Regions from separate parts of the Mus musculus genome. Here region 2 is linked to region 1. A link is a loop called in an ENCODE intact Hi-C map of the cell type or tissue named here. Cell type or tissue: heart. All regions are shown on one strand. Links, peaks and the distances in the headings refer to the core of each region. The heading gives the core; the rest is flanking DNA.

Region 1 (8,475 bases), core at 3,476-8,475:
CTTAAGTTGCTTTTGCCCTCTACAAAACCTAGCATCCGACATGGAATTAATACTCAGCTGCCTGCTCGATTTCCTGAGGATGTTTTTCAGTAAACATGGTGAGTTTCTTTTGAATAAAAGCAAAGATAGAACCTAGGGACCTTGAAGGCAGGGTTGATAGTTGTATTCACGTCTTAAGTGCTCAGCTGGCTACATTTATGTTAATCCTGCTATGAATCTATTTTAAAGTTGTTCTTAAAAGAGCTTCCTCCAGCTATCCAGCCCCACCTTAGACATCAGACCCTGTGACTTATCTCTAAAGAGCCAGCTCAGCAACCAGGTGCCCAAATCCACAACCAAAGAGGAAACAGAGAACCGAAGAAACTCGCCCCCCATTAATAGGGTTTCTATGGTGTTCTTGGTAAACATAAGATTAGAACTTTCAGCTGGGGTTGGGGGTGATAGAATCTACTGTTAGGTAGAAGATGTGAAGGTGGGCTGGAGAGATGGCTCAGCTTGTGGTGCAATCAGGAAAACAGGAGTTCAGACCTCAGGATCCACATTTCCAATTTCCAGCCAACTCCAGCCCATCCCTGTAACCTCAGCCCTGTGGAGAGCTAAGGCAGGGGAATTGCTAGGGCCTGATAATTTCCGGCCTAGCAAGAAAAATGTTAGCTCTGAGCTGGGGGGGGGGGGGAGGGAGGAAGAGAGAGAGAGAGAGAGAGAGAGAGAGAGAGAGAGAGAGAGAGAGAGAGAGAGAGAGAGAGACTTTGCCTCAAATTAGCAGGCAGAGAGTGCTGGAGGGGGTAGCAGCTTCTTCTACTCTCTACAATGTAGAATCTACATGGACACACAGGGTCCAGTACTAGCACACATACTGCACACTCACACAGATGCATCAATCAATCAATCAATCCTTCTTTTTCTTTTTTTTTAATTAATTTATTTTTTTGCATTTCATATGTTATCCCCCCACCCCATCCACCCTCCGACTTTTCCACATCCCATACCTCCTCCCCACTCCTCTGTCTCCACGTGGATGTCCCCACTCCCCACTCTACCTGACCTCTAAACTCCCAGGGGTCTGCAGTCCCTTGAGGGTTAGGTGCATCATCTCTGAATGAACAGGAAATCCTCTACTGTGTGTGTGTTGGGGGCCTCATATCAGCTGATGTTTGCTGCCTGTTTGGTGGTCTAGTGTTTGAGAGATCTTGGGGGTTCCAGATTAATTAAGACTTTTGGCCCTCCTACAGGATTGCCCTCTCCTCAACTTCTTTCAGCCTTCCCTAATTCAACAACAGGGTCAGCTGCTTCTGTCCATTGGTTGGGTGCAAATATCTTCATCTGACTCAGCTGCTTGTTGGATATTTCAGAGGGCAGTCATGATAGGTCCCTTTTTGTGAGTGCTTCATAGCCTCAGTAATAGTGTTAGGCCTTGGGACCTCCCCTTGAGCTGGATCCCACTTTGGGACTATCACTGGACTTTCTTTTTATTTATTTATTTATTTATTTATTTTTTTTATCAGATAGTCTTTTATTGAAATATTTTCTTGTTGCTTCTTAACTAGCTGGGCACTCCACTGCACCACTGTTGATGTCATCTATGATGTCATGAGGGTGGCGGCCATCCACATTGCAGCCCACAGACTGTGCAGTACCCAGGATCTCCTTGATAGTTTCAGAAAGTTCTCTAGCCAAAGACCGGTGTCTCATCTGCCGGGCAATGTTGGCAATCTCATCAAAAGTAATGTTCCCACTGTGTTTAACTGCAGAAAGAAAGCACAGGGCCTTTTACAGCTTCCCCTGTCTTCTGAGATCATGGTTCCATTTTACCTATCGCTAGGTTGTTCCCATGCTTTCGGCACAGAGCCATCCACATGTAGGACAGCCCTGTTTCCTAAAAGCTGGGGCTTACTGTCAGCTCACCACTGGATTGCACCAGCCAACAATACTGGTCAGGTGCAGTGGCGGGTGGCTGGTTATTTATTTTTTTAAGACTTATTTATTTTACATTTGTGAGTACACTGTCACTATCTTCAGACACACACCAGAAGAGGGCATCAGAACCCATTACAGATGGTTGTGGGCCACCGTGTGGTTGCTGGGAATTGAACTCAGAACCTCCGGAAGAGCTAGCTATCAGTGGTCTTAACCACTGAGCCATCTCTCCAGCCCCCATTCAATCTTTTTTTTTGAAAAACAAAAATAAAAGAAAATTACTCTGGACTGGGTCTTGCCATCTTCTTGTAAGTGAAACGCAATGGGTATGTAGACTTACCAAAGCCCTCAAAGCTTAGATGGAATCTGCAGCTACTTCAGTGGCTGGTTTAAAGAAAGCAAGCTGCCGAAATCTTAAGCTAAGACCAAATTTATTTGTCACTCCCCCGTTATACATCCAAACATATTACTCAGCCTAGGGAATACATCTGGCTTAGGTACAGCGAAATCATGACACTTCAAGGTGGTCCTAAAGCTACACCTGCTTCCTTCTGTGTTAACCCAAGCTCAAGCAGCCTCCTCCATTGCAGGCTGACAGCCACAAAACTCTAAGTTACAGGGACTAAGAGGCAGTTTCTTCCCAGGAATTCACACACACACACACACACACAATCTCAGTCACTGCAAAAATGTGAGCATCACAGCCATCTCTGAGCCACTCACGGGAAGGAGGGAGGTGGTAATGGCTGACCACCATTGCCACCATTGGAACATTTAGGTTGGAATGGAGAGTACTAGTCCCTCATGGCAATCCAAGGGAAGTTACTAGAGGAATCGACTTAATACAAACACAAGCACAAACAACAGCTTCTACTATAAAGTCTATCGCACTGTGTACCATGACCCCCTGGTGTAGTTTCCCTATGACAGAGGGTAACAGTAATGTGCCTGTGTGTCTTTAAGCAGTGAAAACAAAAGGCTATTCAATTTTATTTATTCATCTGACAAATGATATTCAATATCTATAATACACTAGAACCCTTTCCCTAATGGGAAAGCAAAGTTGGACAAAGTACAGACATAGTCTTCAAAGAGTTATGGGGGACACGACCATTTAGTACAGAACTGTGGAGTGCTGATCTACATAGTATACAGGGGGCAGAGTGCTTACTTTTCTGTTCCTGTGATGAAATACCATGACCAAGGAAAAAGGAGTTTATTTTGGCTTAGGGTTCCAGAGGGATAAGAGTTTGTCACGGTGGGGACCTCGGCAACGAGCAGCAGGCATGGCCGTAGGATCAGGAAGCTGAGAAATCACATCTTCAAACCCAATCAGGAAGTAGAGAGGGGGAACTGGAAGTGGGATAATGTGCTTATAGCCACCTGTCACCTCATGTCTTTCTACCTGTCCACTTTGTTCCTAGAAATAATGATTCTGAGACTTCTCACACATGAATAAACGCTTAGACAAAAGCTTTGGCTCTATTCCCTGACTAGATCATATCTCAATGATCTATTTTATTCTCTTCTCAGCATGCCACGTGGCTGGTCATCTTCTTCTCAGTTTCACGTGTTTGTCTCCTCCTCAGAGTTTGGGGCAAATCTCCTTCACATCTGATTCTATTCCCAGAAACCCTCTCTGTACCACAACTTCCATTTTCATCTTTGTATTTTCTGTCTAAGCTGATAGGCCAACAGCATTTTATTGACAGGTGATGCTTCCATACAGTACAAGAGATTCTCTCTTCAGGGTGAGGCTATGGGATCGCAAGAGATATATTTGCTCCTGCAAGACCATACTTTCAAAACTTCTCCCGACAGGATCAACTGGGGACCCAGGGTTCAAATGCTTAAGTCTATGGAAGCCATTCTTATTCAAAACACTTTAAGGGGTATGCACAAAGGTACTCTGAGACACCCAACTCTTGCCTTCCAAAGCAGCAACACATTCAGGAACTGAGGAAGTTGTAGGAGCACAATACACAAGAACTGGTTTGTATGTGAAATCTGGTATTCCTGCAATGAACTAAGTCAGGTAGTGTTGGTTTTGTTTTTTCCCTTAATCAGCTAAAGTGGTATTATTCATATTATTTTCTTGTAAAAGCAGACATATAAGACTTAAGAGCCGAGCGGTGGTGGCGCACACCTTTAATCCCAGCACTCGGGAGGCAGAGGCAGGCGGATTTCTGAGTCGGAGGCCAGCCTGGTCTACAAAGTGAGTTCCAGGACAGCCAGGGCTACACAGTGTGTGTGTGTGTGTAAGGAGGGGGGTTCAATTCTGAATCTCCAGAAATACACTTCAATCTAATTTTCAAAGTAGCCAAAATCCAAATACTTTTCTAAAGAACAAGCTTATGTAAATAGTCAGGTTCTCCGATCTAAAGATCAAAGCCTTGAATGCAAAGTCCTCGCTGCCTCACTGTTCATCAGAATGTAAGATGATGCACACTTGGCATTTAAATCCTGGGAAATGAGATGACCTGGAAAGTGGTTCTGGGTGGAAGTGTTTCAAGTGGGAATAATACGTGCCTCCAGGAGATACCTGCCCCATATTTTCTCAGACATAATAGGCAATAATCTGCAATCCCACCTGCCCATTCCAAATCGGAGAGTTCTCCAGGGTGGGTATGAATGAAAGTGTAGCTGGCCAGAGTGAAGCCCTGAGCAGGCTGATTACCAAGATAGCCACTCCTCCCAAACTTGCAACATTTTCAGGAAAAAAAAAATGAAGTTGTATATACTTTATTAAGCTGCAAGAATTTGTTCATGTGTAAAATTCGAAAGTATTCCTAAAATGAACTCAATAGGGCAGGGACGTCCTCCTACTAGAAACAAATTCATAGTAGGTAACTAGACATATATGAATTAAGGATGTTTTTACAACAGAGACTAGTCTTAACTTTGATTCAAACCCTGCTTACTGAGCACCTCTCTGGTGGACCTGGTGGTGTGCTGGCCAGTGTCTGGGTGGGTGGGGGAAAATGTGGTGCTTGTCCTTGCTTCATTGTCTCCTGGGAGAGATAAGCGCATAAGCACATAGTTGGAGCATTGGGTCACAAACACTGCATCTGGCTTAATGCTGGAAGAGGGAAAGGCTGTGCAAAAAGCCAAGTGGACGTGCAACTCCGTCACCATAGAGGGCACATGAGTAGTCATGAGGACACACACTATAGCTTTTAAACAAGAGAATGATATGATGAAGGCTATGATTCTGAAGACTCCTGAGAGTCCTGGGGAGGAGCTAACTGGAGAGGACAGGATCTGGAAATAAGAATGCCAGGGCTGGGGGTGGGGGGCTGGGGAGGCAGCTAGATGCTAGGAAATCAGAGCAGGACCTCATGGTCAGGTCAAAGGAGTTGCTGAAGGAGATGTATCCATGATTTGCGAGCTGGGCTGGCTTCATTGACATGTTATTTATACCCTCTGCTGTCACTGTCATTATTAACAATAACGGAGTTCCAAGTTTGTTTCCCTGCTAATCACACCAGGACACATGAAAGTCCCCGGCTTTCTAGGTAAGGGGTGAACCACGGCACCAATACTCCAAATGACAGTTAACTCATCTTGTTGTCTGAGGGTGGGTGGAAGGATGAGCTCGGTTGTGCATCAATTTTACGTGCCTGTTCATAAGCAAAGTGGAGCCACTTGGTGGCCTGTTAGAAAGTTCTGAGTCAGATAAAGGATACAGATGTGGACAGAGAGGAGGACAAGGGCAGTTGGTGGAGCCCCTGGATGTGGATGACCGTGTGTGAATGGAGGCAAATAGAGAAGATATGACCTTGGGGAACACTGGTGTTTACCGGATCAGAGATGGCAAAGAGAAATAGAAAAGGTCAAATCCTGGGAGAAGCATCCGAATTGTGTCCTGGGCGCCCGGACGGAGGAGTCTCAAAGAGGGAGGGTGTGGTCATTTGAAGCATATGTCCCTACAGGGACAAAGAGGACCATGGCGTGGGTGTGTGAGTGTGTGTGTGTGTGTGTGTGTGTGTACACTGCACTGCACTGCACTGCATTCAGCTGAACAAGCTAAGAGCCATGGTAGAGATGGAAGCAGGCAGGATTGTGGTGGGGCAGAGGTGGAGCTGTGAGGAAGCAGAAACCCTAAGGACAAGAGCCTGGGCTACAGAGAGGAAGGAATGGAAGACAGGGGCTGCACGGTGCTCCAGGGCTCCTTTCACGGCTAGTTAAGATGAAAGAGATCCAGCAGCTTTTTATATGAGCATGTTGCTCTTAGCAGAGAAGAGGAGGCAAGTCTGAGGTGGGCTCAGTGAGCTCCAGATTCAACGAGACACTGTCTCAATAAATAAGGAGGATAACGGAGAAAGATACCAGATGTCAACCGATGGCCCCCACGCACATGCGTCACACGCAAGCGCAAAAACCCTTATTTAGTTTTTGTTTTTAGTAGTGTTGGTTCCTGTGAGCGAGGTGGTCAGGAAAGCAGCCAGTCTCTTGAGAGTGTTGAAGGTGGCTGACCCTTTATAAAGAGAGAGTTCACTGACCAGGGGCAGGGGGCCAGCAGGACTTGTCTGCTACTGTAGCAAAAGCCAGTCTCAGAAAAGAGGAGTTGTGGGCTGGAGAGATGGCATTGTGGTTAAGAGCACTGACTGCCCTTCCAGAGGTCATGAGTTCAATTCCCAACAACCACATGGTGGCTCACAACCATCTGTAATGGGATCCAATGCCCTCTTCTGGTGTGCCTGAAGATAGCAACAATGCACTCATATACATAAAATAAATAAATCTTTAAAAAAAAAAAACCACCAAAGTGTTAAAGAAAGGAAGGAAGGAAGGAAGGAAGAAAAGAGGAGTTGAATGTCACCTGCAACTTGGGTAGATGTAAACCAATATAAAACTTTAGTTCATGGCCCTAAAGGTTGAGCAAGGAGCATAGGTTGGCATTATATTATTAGACACCCATTGCAGAATGAAACCCTTTCGACTGTAGGGTACTCTCAATCCCTGCAGGCTGTGCAGCCAGCCGTTGGGAATCCCAAGCATCTGCGGGGCCAAATACTGGAGAAACTGCATCGGGGCAAGGGCTGATTTGGAGAATAATTAACACAGGTTTCTAAACTCCAAGAACAGCGAACTCTATGGTCTAATGATTATAAACTTCCCTAGGCCCAATTTCGTTTCAGCTGAGTTAAAAACTGACCAATCAGCCGCTTAATCCCTTCTCCTTGTGATGGCTGGAAAGCAATCACACCTGACTAGTCTAACAGCTGACTTAAGCTCCCTCATTCCAGGGTCAGACTAAGGAACACTTAAGGCAGACAAGTTGGGCTCTTACAAAGGTTTGGGGTCTGTGGTCCCCAAGCTCTTTTTCCTTTCTAAGGTTTCCCCAGTGACAGAGACCTTCTGTTTACCCCCACTTAACCTTGAAGCGCTATGAGAGGCTTCCTTAGAGCACCCCCCCATTTCCCCTCCCTGCGTGCTTAAGGTGGTTGCAGGATTCTGTTTGTAGTGTGGAGAAGGGTGTCTCATCAAAAATCTCCAACTTCCTGGCTGTGTCAACCCTTCCACCGTGAAGTGGGAAAAGGAATTCAAGAAATTACCCGGGATCAGGTAACACAGGTTATTTTGTGTATATTTTAACAGAAGAGAATTCAGAGCTATAACCCCCTGGGTACCAGAGATTATAGGTACGTCCCGAATAAATTCGTGCGCAAAGAATGTGCAGCCACTGGTGTCCTTCCTATGAAATAGGAAGACACCACACATGTAGCACCCACCCACGCAAAGCTCTAGCTCTTTGATCCTGAGTCGTGGTGTAAGGATGCTTATAGGAGCTCAAGTTCCTAAGAGCCAGACAGGTTGACCCTTTTTCTAAGGGCTTAACCTAGCTCACCTCCCTCTAGCGCTAGTTGCCAGAGTTCCTAGCCTTGGGCACATTTCGTGACTCACTTCTTATAAACGTAAATGTATAAGTCCGCGGTAGGTCCTACCGGCCCCCTTTGCCGGCCGATCTACACACCTACCTCCGGGACCAGCCCCGACGCATCCCTCCCCAGCTTGCTCCACTTGGGAAGCGCGCCCAGAAACGGACCCGCCAGCCCACGCTGGGAACTCAAGTACCAATGCCCTACAGCTTCAGCAGACGCTGCCTTAAAACAAAAGAGGCGCCTGGGGAGGTGGGACCTGGACCTCAACCCCCACCCCTAGCCAACTTGCTGTCCTCCGCCCCCTCCGCCCCCGCTCTCCATGTGCGCATGAGCAGAGACGCCTCCCTCGGTTCCTCCCTAGGCGAAACTTTCTAATTCCCTTCTTTGGGCCGGTGGGCTGCCAGGAGCGGGTTGAGCGCTCGCCCAGCCGGGTGAGGAGAACAAAGTAGTTAAGCGACTTGACCCCCTTCCTGGGCCCAGCCCCCGCTTCCGTGGGAGCGGCAGGAAATGGAAGGGCCCCTCTCCTCTCTCCCAACATTTGCCTTTTCTCCCCGCTACCTCTCCAGAAAGGAAGACCCGAAGAAAAGACAGGCAGCTTGCCTGCTGCGTCCTCCTTCCCGTGCCGCGTCCCCTCGTCTGCGAGGACTGGACATGGGGCTGCTCCAGGTGTTCG
Region 2 (7,384 bases), core at 1-5,000, 51 kb before region 1:
AAAGACCTCAGAGAGAACATGTCTACCATAGAGAAGATTTTGAAACAACCCATTTTCTTATTTGGTGAATTGGTGAACGTCAGAAAAATTTAAGAGTCTGTGAGGAGCCAGGCGTGGTGGCGCATGCCTTTAATCCCAGCACTTGGGAGGCAGAGGCAGGTGGATTTCTGAGTTTGAGGCCAGCCTGGTCTACAAAGTGAGTTCCAGGACAGCCAGGGCTATACAGAGAAACCCTGTCTCAAAACAAACAAACAAAAAAACGAGTCTGTGAGGTAAGATTTGTACTCTAGGAAAAGATAAGCCAGCTCCTGGTTGACCTCTGACTCCTACTGAACTTTTACAATCTTCGCCTTCAACTTAGAAATATACTTATGTTGGCTGTGAGAACTGAACATTGTTCAGCTGTTATCAGGTGTTCTTTTTTTTTTCTTTTTGGCCTGTGTATGTGGTATGGGTACAGTTTAAAGATATGTGTGCATGTTCATGTGAAAGACAGATATTGACACGAGTGTGCAGGCATGCAGGCATAGGTGTGCATGTGTGTGGAAGACAGAGGTTGATACAAGTGTATGGGCATGCAAGCATGTGCATGTGTGCACGTCATGCAGAAGGTAGAGACTGACTTCAGATGGCTTTGCTATTGCTCTCCACTTTAATTTTGAAGGCAAGGTTTCTTGCTGAACCCAGAGTTCGGCCATTTGAGAAGTCTAGCTAGCTGGCTTGTCCCGGGTATCTCCTGACTTTAGAAGTAGCCACACCCATTCAGCTTCTGGATTGACAGCTGCAGATCCAAATCCCACTCTTGACTGTAAGTGGCAAGCACTTTTTCTCCTGAGCCAGCACCATGGGCCCAAAAGTGGGCTTTTAATTGTGTTTGTTGTTTCTTCTTGCCCAGTTAAGATTAGATCTGATGGGTTTTTTTTCCAGATCATATTAAATTTTATAAAAGCACAGCCATTAAAAGGAGAATGGTAGGGACTGGCAGTATAGCAGTAGTACTGTGCTCCCAGGCATGCACAAGGCCATGTCTTAAGCCTCAGTACTCTAAAGATTAAATAAAAAATTAAAAATAGAAAGTTTCCTGAGAAGACCAAACCCAGCAGGGCTGAAAGCCATGACACTGATATTCACAGCCATTACACTCTGAAGACATGGAAACCTATGACACAGCAAACTAGACGTAGAATACTTTCGAATACAACTGGTATATTTTCAATGATACATTCAAGGAAAATTTGCGAAATCTTCCCGGATTCTTCCTTTATTTAGAAGCTACACATAATTTGTTGAGCTATACCAATGATGGCCGTTCCTTCAGAACACAATATCCTTTCTATCATCTAGAATCAAATTTATTTCTCATTCATCAGTTGTCTCTGCACAGGGGCTCTGTAAACAGGTCAGCCCACAGGTCAGATCCAACACAGCACACGTTCTTGTAGATGAAGGTCTAGTGAAGCACTACTGTCTTAGGGTTTCTATTCCTGCACAAAACATCATGACCAAGAAGCAAGTTGGGGAGGAAAGGGTTTATTCAGCTTACATTTCCACTGCTGTTCATCACCAAAGGAAGTCAGGACTGGAACTCAAGCAGGTCAGAAAGCAGAAGCTGATGCAGAGGCCATGGAGGGATGTTCTTTACTGGCTTGCCTCCCCTGGCTTGCTCAGCCTGCTCTCTTATAAAACCAAGACTACCAGCCCAGAGATGGTCCCACCCACAAGGGGCCTTTCCCCCTTGATCACTAATTGAGAAAATGCCTTACTGTTGGATCTCATGGAGGCATTTCCCAACTGAAGCTCCTTTCTCTGTGATAACTCCAGCTTGTGTCAAGTTGACACAAAACTAGCCAGTACAACTACCACTGTGGATGTTCTCTTTCTTTCTCTCTCTCTCTCTCTCTCTCTCTCTCTCTCTCTCTCTCTCTCTCTCTCTCTCTCTCTCTCAGAGCTGAGTTGTCAAGAGGTGACAGACACTAGGAACCCTGCGGCAAGCTTTGCCTTTGCCAACCTGCTCCAAGCAGAAACTAGGATGACTTGTGGATATTTTCTCCTTCATAGAGGCAGAGTCTACCAAGACTGCCCACCCCCAAATAGCTCCCCTTTTCAACAAAACAAAACAAAAACAGGTCCTAAATTTAAAAACTTAGCACAGTTGTAAACATAAGCCAAACATTATCAACAGGAAAACAGCCTAGAAATATATGGTACCTGCTTACAAGTTATACAAGCAAAAATAAACAGCCTACCTGTATAGCTCAGACCAATGTCATGGTAAACCCAGCAACAGGGCCTGGGGAGATCACATGGCTATATAAAGAAAATAGGTATATCGCTACATCCTCTATTATCCTGCAGAAGTGGGGCCCTGCATAACCAGATTGCCCTTCTTCTCGATAGAGGTCATTCATATTTTCATGAAAATAGCCCCCATTGACAAGTAGGAGGAGCTACCCGGCCTCACTTGTAAATCACAGTGTGGTTTACAAGGACAGCACACCTGAGAATGAGCTTTAGGCTGCTCTGTGGTTGTAGCTGTTAGGAAGATGTCAAAGTGGCACCAAGAAAACAGAGTGAGCTTCAGGAATATCGTGAACAAAAAGACGACAGACTAGAAGACAGCAAGAAAGGTACCGTGAGCCAGACAGAGGTGATAAGAAAATGGTAGCTGCCCAGACCCTCCAACCACAGGCCAAGATGCCTGTCAGACAGCATGCAGAAGGCCTGGAGTAGCTTGACGGCCACCCAAACATCTCCCATTCACAGCTTTCCCTTGTCTCCCTAGAGAACAGCCTTTTGTCTTCTTCATCACCATCCACCAAGGCCTCAGCAGGGCACACAGAACTTTCTCCCCACCCACATTATTATTTTCCAGGCCAGCTGTAGCTAGGAACTGTTTGCTAGATGAGTTGACAAAGGCAATCAGGAGGGCAGGGATGTGAGATCACTCTGAGCTTAAATGTAGATAGAGGTCAAGGCACCATGGTTCAAATCCACCCATTGCCTGTGTGGCTTCAAACGAACGACTTCCCCAGCTTTAGTTTCTTCATCAGGAAGAAGACAGTCTCTGATTCACAGGATTCTTGCTCAAGACAAACCACTTAGGGTGGTTCCTAGCACACAGAAAGTGCTCAGGAGTGTAAGTGGCCACAACAATAGCTGTAGTTGTTTTTATTGTTAGTATTGTTAGCCTGAAGAAGTGCAGACTTGAAAGTTGGAGGGTGAAGAAAAAAGTCTGTGGAAGAGAAGAAAAATCCAGGATTCATTGTTTAATGTTCAGATTGCCCCAGGTGCACCCACCAAGGTGCCCCCATGTAGTGTTCCCATCAGAAGGAGAGTGTCCATTATCCACTTGTGCTGAAGATACATGCTGAACCCCAGTCTCAGAAGAAGGGGGTGGGGAGTGTCCACTCACCAGTTAGGAGACTTCCTTGCTACACATGGAAATCAAAAGATGGCCCAGCAGTAGCACTAAGAACACCGAAGGGAAACTGCTGTTGTTACCAGGGCTTCCCCCAAGACAGTAAAACCCACGGGCCAGTAAAGGGAGCAGAGATAAACTACGCTGGAGATGATTTCAGAGAACAGCACTTGCTTTATTGCACATGAACAAGTACTTACACACTGGAAGCCTATTGACCGTGATTGCTTAGCACATTATCTCGGATTGAATAGTGGGCCAGGAAGAGGTAGGTTAATGAAAACATGGAGAGCGAAGACTGCAGGCCAGCGTTCTGACTTCTGGGGCACAGTGTACCATGCTTCTTATTTAAAAGTGCGGTGTGCCAAGTAGGCTGGCAGCCAAGTCATGCCTGCATTTCCTCCTACAGCAGATGCCTTCTGGATGAAGAACTGCGTTTACCCGAGGCTGAGTCCAGTATTTTGTCTGAGCAGGCATTGAAAACCAAATAGAGAAATCTTTTAGATTGGTTTAAATGAACCATGTCTAAATACAGACTGTAGATGCATGTGTTTATTCTGCTAGGATATATATTCTTGCCATAGCTTAAATACGTGATGAAATACTCCAGGCAGCCAAAGGAAGAGAAAAGAGATGGGCCATTAACAGAATCATGAACACCAATGAAGAGTTATGTGGAGAGGGCCCCTCCTATTTGAGGACACCTAATAATGAGGATCATTCTGTGGCATTTGTTTTTATTGATCATCAAACTTAATGGCATTTACTCTCATTTCTCCCACTGGAAAACAAATCAAGCTGCTAAGCATGAGCAACTGAAAACGGCGCCTGAATTCCGATCTCTGAAAGAAAGTTGGCAAGAATGAGGAATGAAACAAACTTCTGGCTTGAAAACCTTCAGGAGAAAACTGATGTGCAATCCAGCTTTTTTGTTTGTTTGTTTGTTTTGTTTTATTTTGGGACAGGGTTTCTCTGTGTGGCCCTGGCTGTCCTGGAACTCACTCTGTAGACCAGGCTGGCCTCGAACTCAGAAATCCACCTGCCTCTGCCTCCCAAGTGCTGGTATTAAAGGCGTGTGCCACCACTACCCGGCGCAACCCAGCATCTTTAATGCAAGCATCAGGGGTAAGAGGAAAATGCTTTCGGCTCTTTATGAATAGGGGTGTCGTCCTGGTTCCGCTCCTGTTAGTAAGACTTTATGGGTGCAGCTTCTGACATCGCTAAGAGAAAATGTCTTACAGTGAACTCCTTCCTCCTCTGACGTCTACAACTTCCTGTCCCGTCTTCCAAAATGATCCTTGAGTTTTAAGTGCAGGAGTTCTGTTTAGATTACTGGCTGAGACTGGGATCCACAACTCTGCATTTTGTTCAGTTGTGGTTTTCTGCAATGGTCTCTATCTGTTGCAAAGAAAAATTTCCCTGATGACGAGTGAGGGCTATACTCGTAACTGAAGATCTGGAGCTAAGAGCCTCGTATGAATGAGAACACGTGACGTTTGCCTTTCAGGGTCTGAGTGACCTCACTAATGTGATCTTTTCCTGCTGCATCCATCCATCTGCATGGTTAATGACTTCATTTTTCTTGACAGCTGAACAGCATTCCATACTGTATGTTACCACTTTTTCGTTGTCCACTCATCGACGGAAGAATAATTAAGTTGTTTCCATTTCTCGGGCTCTTGCGACCAGAGCAGCAGTGAGCATGGCTGAGTGAAGGCCATGGAGTAGGTTGTTCAGACGTCAGAGGCTGGAGTAATGGATCCTATGGGAGCTTTCTTTTTGGAATTTGGAGGATTCTCCACACTGATTTGCAGAAAGGCTAGAGCAGTTTGCAGTTTCACCAGCAGTGGGTGAGAGCCCCCTCCAGCATGTGGTGTCACATGTGTTCCTGATCTCTGCCAGTCTGACTGTGGTAAAATAAAGTCTTAAAGTTACTTTGATTTTCATTTCCTTAATTACTAGGGAAAATGAACATTTTTTTTTAAATATTTCTTACACAGTTTTTTTTCTTCTTTTAACAATTCTCTGCTCAGGTCCCAACCCTCCCACTTTTTGAATGGGTCATTGGTGGTTTTGACTCTGATTTTTGAGTTCCTTATATCTCTTGAATATTAGTTTTTTGTTAGAGATGTAGCTGAGAGATTCTCTCACACCGTATGGCTTCCTCTCCATTTGGTTGCTTCTTTGGCTATGCAGAAGCTTTTTAGATTTATGAAGTTCTAGTTACCAATTCTTGAACTTTAATTCTTCAAATGGAGTACTATTTTAAAAGTTCTTTCCTAGCCGGGCGTGGTGGCCCACGCCTTTAATCCCAGCACTTGGGAGGCAGAGGCAGGTGGATTTCTGAGTTCGAGGCCAGCCTGGTCTACAGAGTGAGTTCCAGGACAGCCAGGGCTATACAGAGAAACCCTGTCTCAAAAAAACAAAAACAAAAACAAACAGACAAAAAGTTCTTTCCTATATCTATGTCTGCCACATTTCACATCCTGGTCTCTATAGGCTTGTTCAAACACATGAGTCTATGGGATACCTAGCCATAGCATAATGCAAAATACATTTAATCCAACTTCTTACATCCCCATAGTCTATCACAGTCTCATCAGTGTTTAAAACTCAAAAGTTCAAAGTCTCTTCTGAGACTCACACAATCTTTTAACTGTAATCTCTATAAAATCAAAAACCAGATCACATACTTCCAATATATATAGTACCATTCCAAAACACCATAATAAAGAAATACTGGACCAAAGCAAAACCAAAAACCACCTGGACAAACTCCAAACTCTGTATCTACATGTCTGACGTCCAGCTTTGATTACTGCAACACACATCTTGGACTGATTCCACTCCCTGTTAGCAGTTTTCCTCCACAGGTATCCAAGGCTCTGGCATCTCTAACATCTTTGGGTCTCAAAGGCAACATCAACTTCACAGATTCTTGTTCCAGTGTCTGGACTTGCGTCACTTGGAGCTCTGCCCTCTGTAGCCCTCTAAGCTCTGGTTGACTCCACTCCACTCCACTCTACTCCACTCCACTGTTGCTGCTGTTCCTAGAGTTATTCTGTGCTACTGGCATCTCCAATTTGATGAAGTCTTCTACTACAACTAGGCCTCTCATAGGATCCCTTCATGGAGCCAAGCCTCAACTTCTTTGCATGACCCTTTCAGTCCTGGGCCTTCAATTGCAACTCAGGCTGCACCTTCACTAATGACCTTCCTTGGCCTCTCACAATGTCAAGTCTCATCTCAGCTGCTCTCTATGACCCCTTCATGCCTTCAAAACCAGTACCACCTGAGTGATTTATTTTGGGGTGGGGGGGGGAGGGAGGTTCAAGACAGGATTTCTCTGTTTAACCCTGGCTGTCCTGGAACTCACTCTATAGACCAGGCTGGCCTTGAACTCAGAACTCCACCTGCCTCGGCCTCCCAAGTGCTGGGATTAAAGGTGTGTGCCATCACTGCTCAGCCTCACCTGGGTGATTATTACACCTTACCAAGTTCAGCTGCAGCACAAGATACAATCTTGGCTATCTCGAAACATAGCTTCTTTCTGCTCTCAGAAAACACTTCCCAGAAGACTTCACCTCAGTGATGCTGGTCTGTTCTTAATTGCTGCTAATTTCTTAGCTCCAGTTAACTAGCATCAATTATCCCAATAGTCCCTACTATTCCTGACTTTAAAGCCAGAGCCACGGGCTGGTGAGATGGCTCAGTGGGTAAGAGCAACCGACTGCTCTTCCGAAGGTCAGGAGTTCAAATCCCAGCAACCACATGGTGGCTCACAACCATCCGTAACGAGATCTGACTCCCTCTTCTGGAGTGTCTGAAGACAGCTACAGTGTACTTACATATAATAATAAATAAATATTTAAAAAAAAAAAAAAAAAGCCAGAGCCACATGGCTGAAGCCGCTGAGCTCGGCTGCTTGCTGGAATTGGAATATGCCCCCCTTGTTCTATTACGTGA

The links. A loop is a pair of places that touch in the nucleus more often than their neighbours do. Peaks named below come from ENCODE experiments on the same cell type or tissue, not always from the same donor. Only the 100,000 strongest peaks of a DNase experiment are listed, where the experiment ranks them.
Region 2: it touches region 1 in a loop (2.0-fold over the local background); 1 of 42 quality-filtered maps calls a loop at or near these places.

What each region holds. Positions count from the first base shown.
Region 1 is chr12:31,257,112-31,265,586 of GRCm38, forward strand. Lamb1 (laminin B1) reads left to right here and starts at 8,182. Exons shown (of 33, transcript NM_008482.3): 1 at 8,182-8,475. The coding sequence starts at 8,454. It overlaps Gm32899 (a long non-coding RNA gene), which reads right to left and starts at 7,981. Exons shown (of 2, transcript XR_381427.4): 1 at 7,899-7,981; 2 at 1,525-1,745. It overlaps Gm24613 (a small nucleolar RNA gene), which reads right to left and starts at 1,951; the gene lies at 1,822-1,951. In heart, for the core only: a CTCF peak has its summit at 6,580 (motif pointing left); DNase peaks (open chromatin) are centred at 4,960 and 8,140; H3K4me3 peaks cover 1,459 bases; H3K27ac peaks cover 3,430 bases.
Region 2 is chr12:31,209,993-31,217,376 of GRCm38, forward strand. No RefSeq gene overlaps it. Among named protein-coding and RNA genes, the nearest start is that of 6030469F06Rik, 45 kb to the left of the region's middle. In heart, for the core only: no CTCF peak of the experiment used is centred there; no DNase peak of the experiment used is centred there.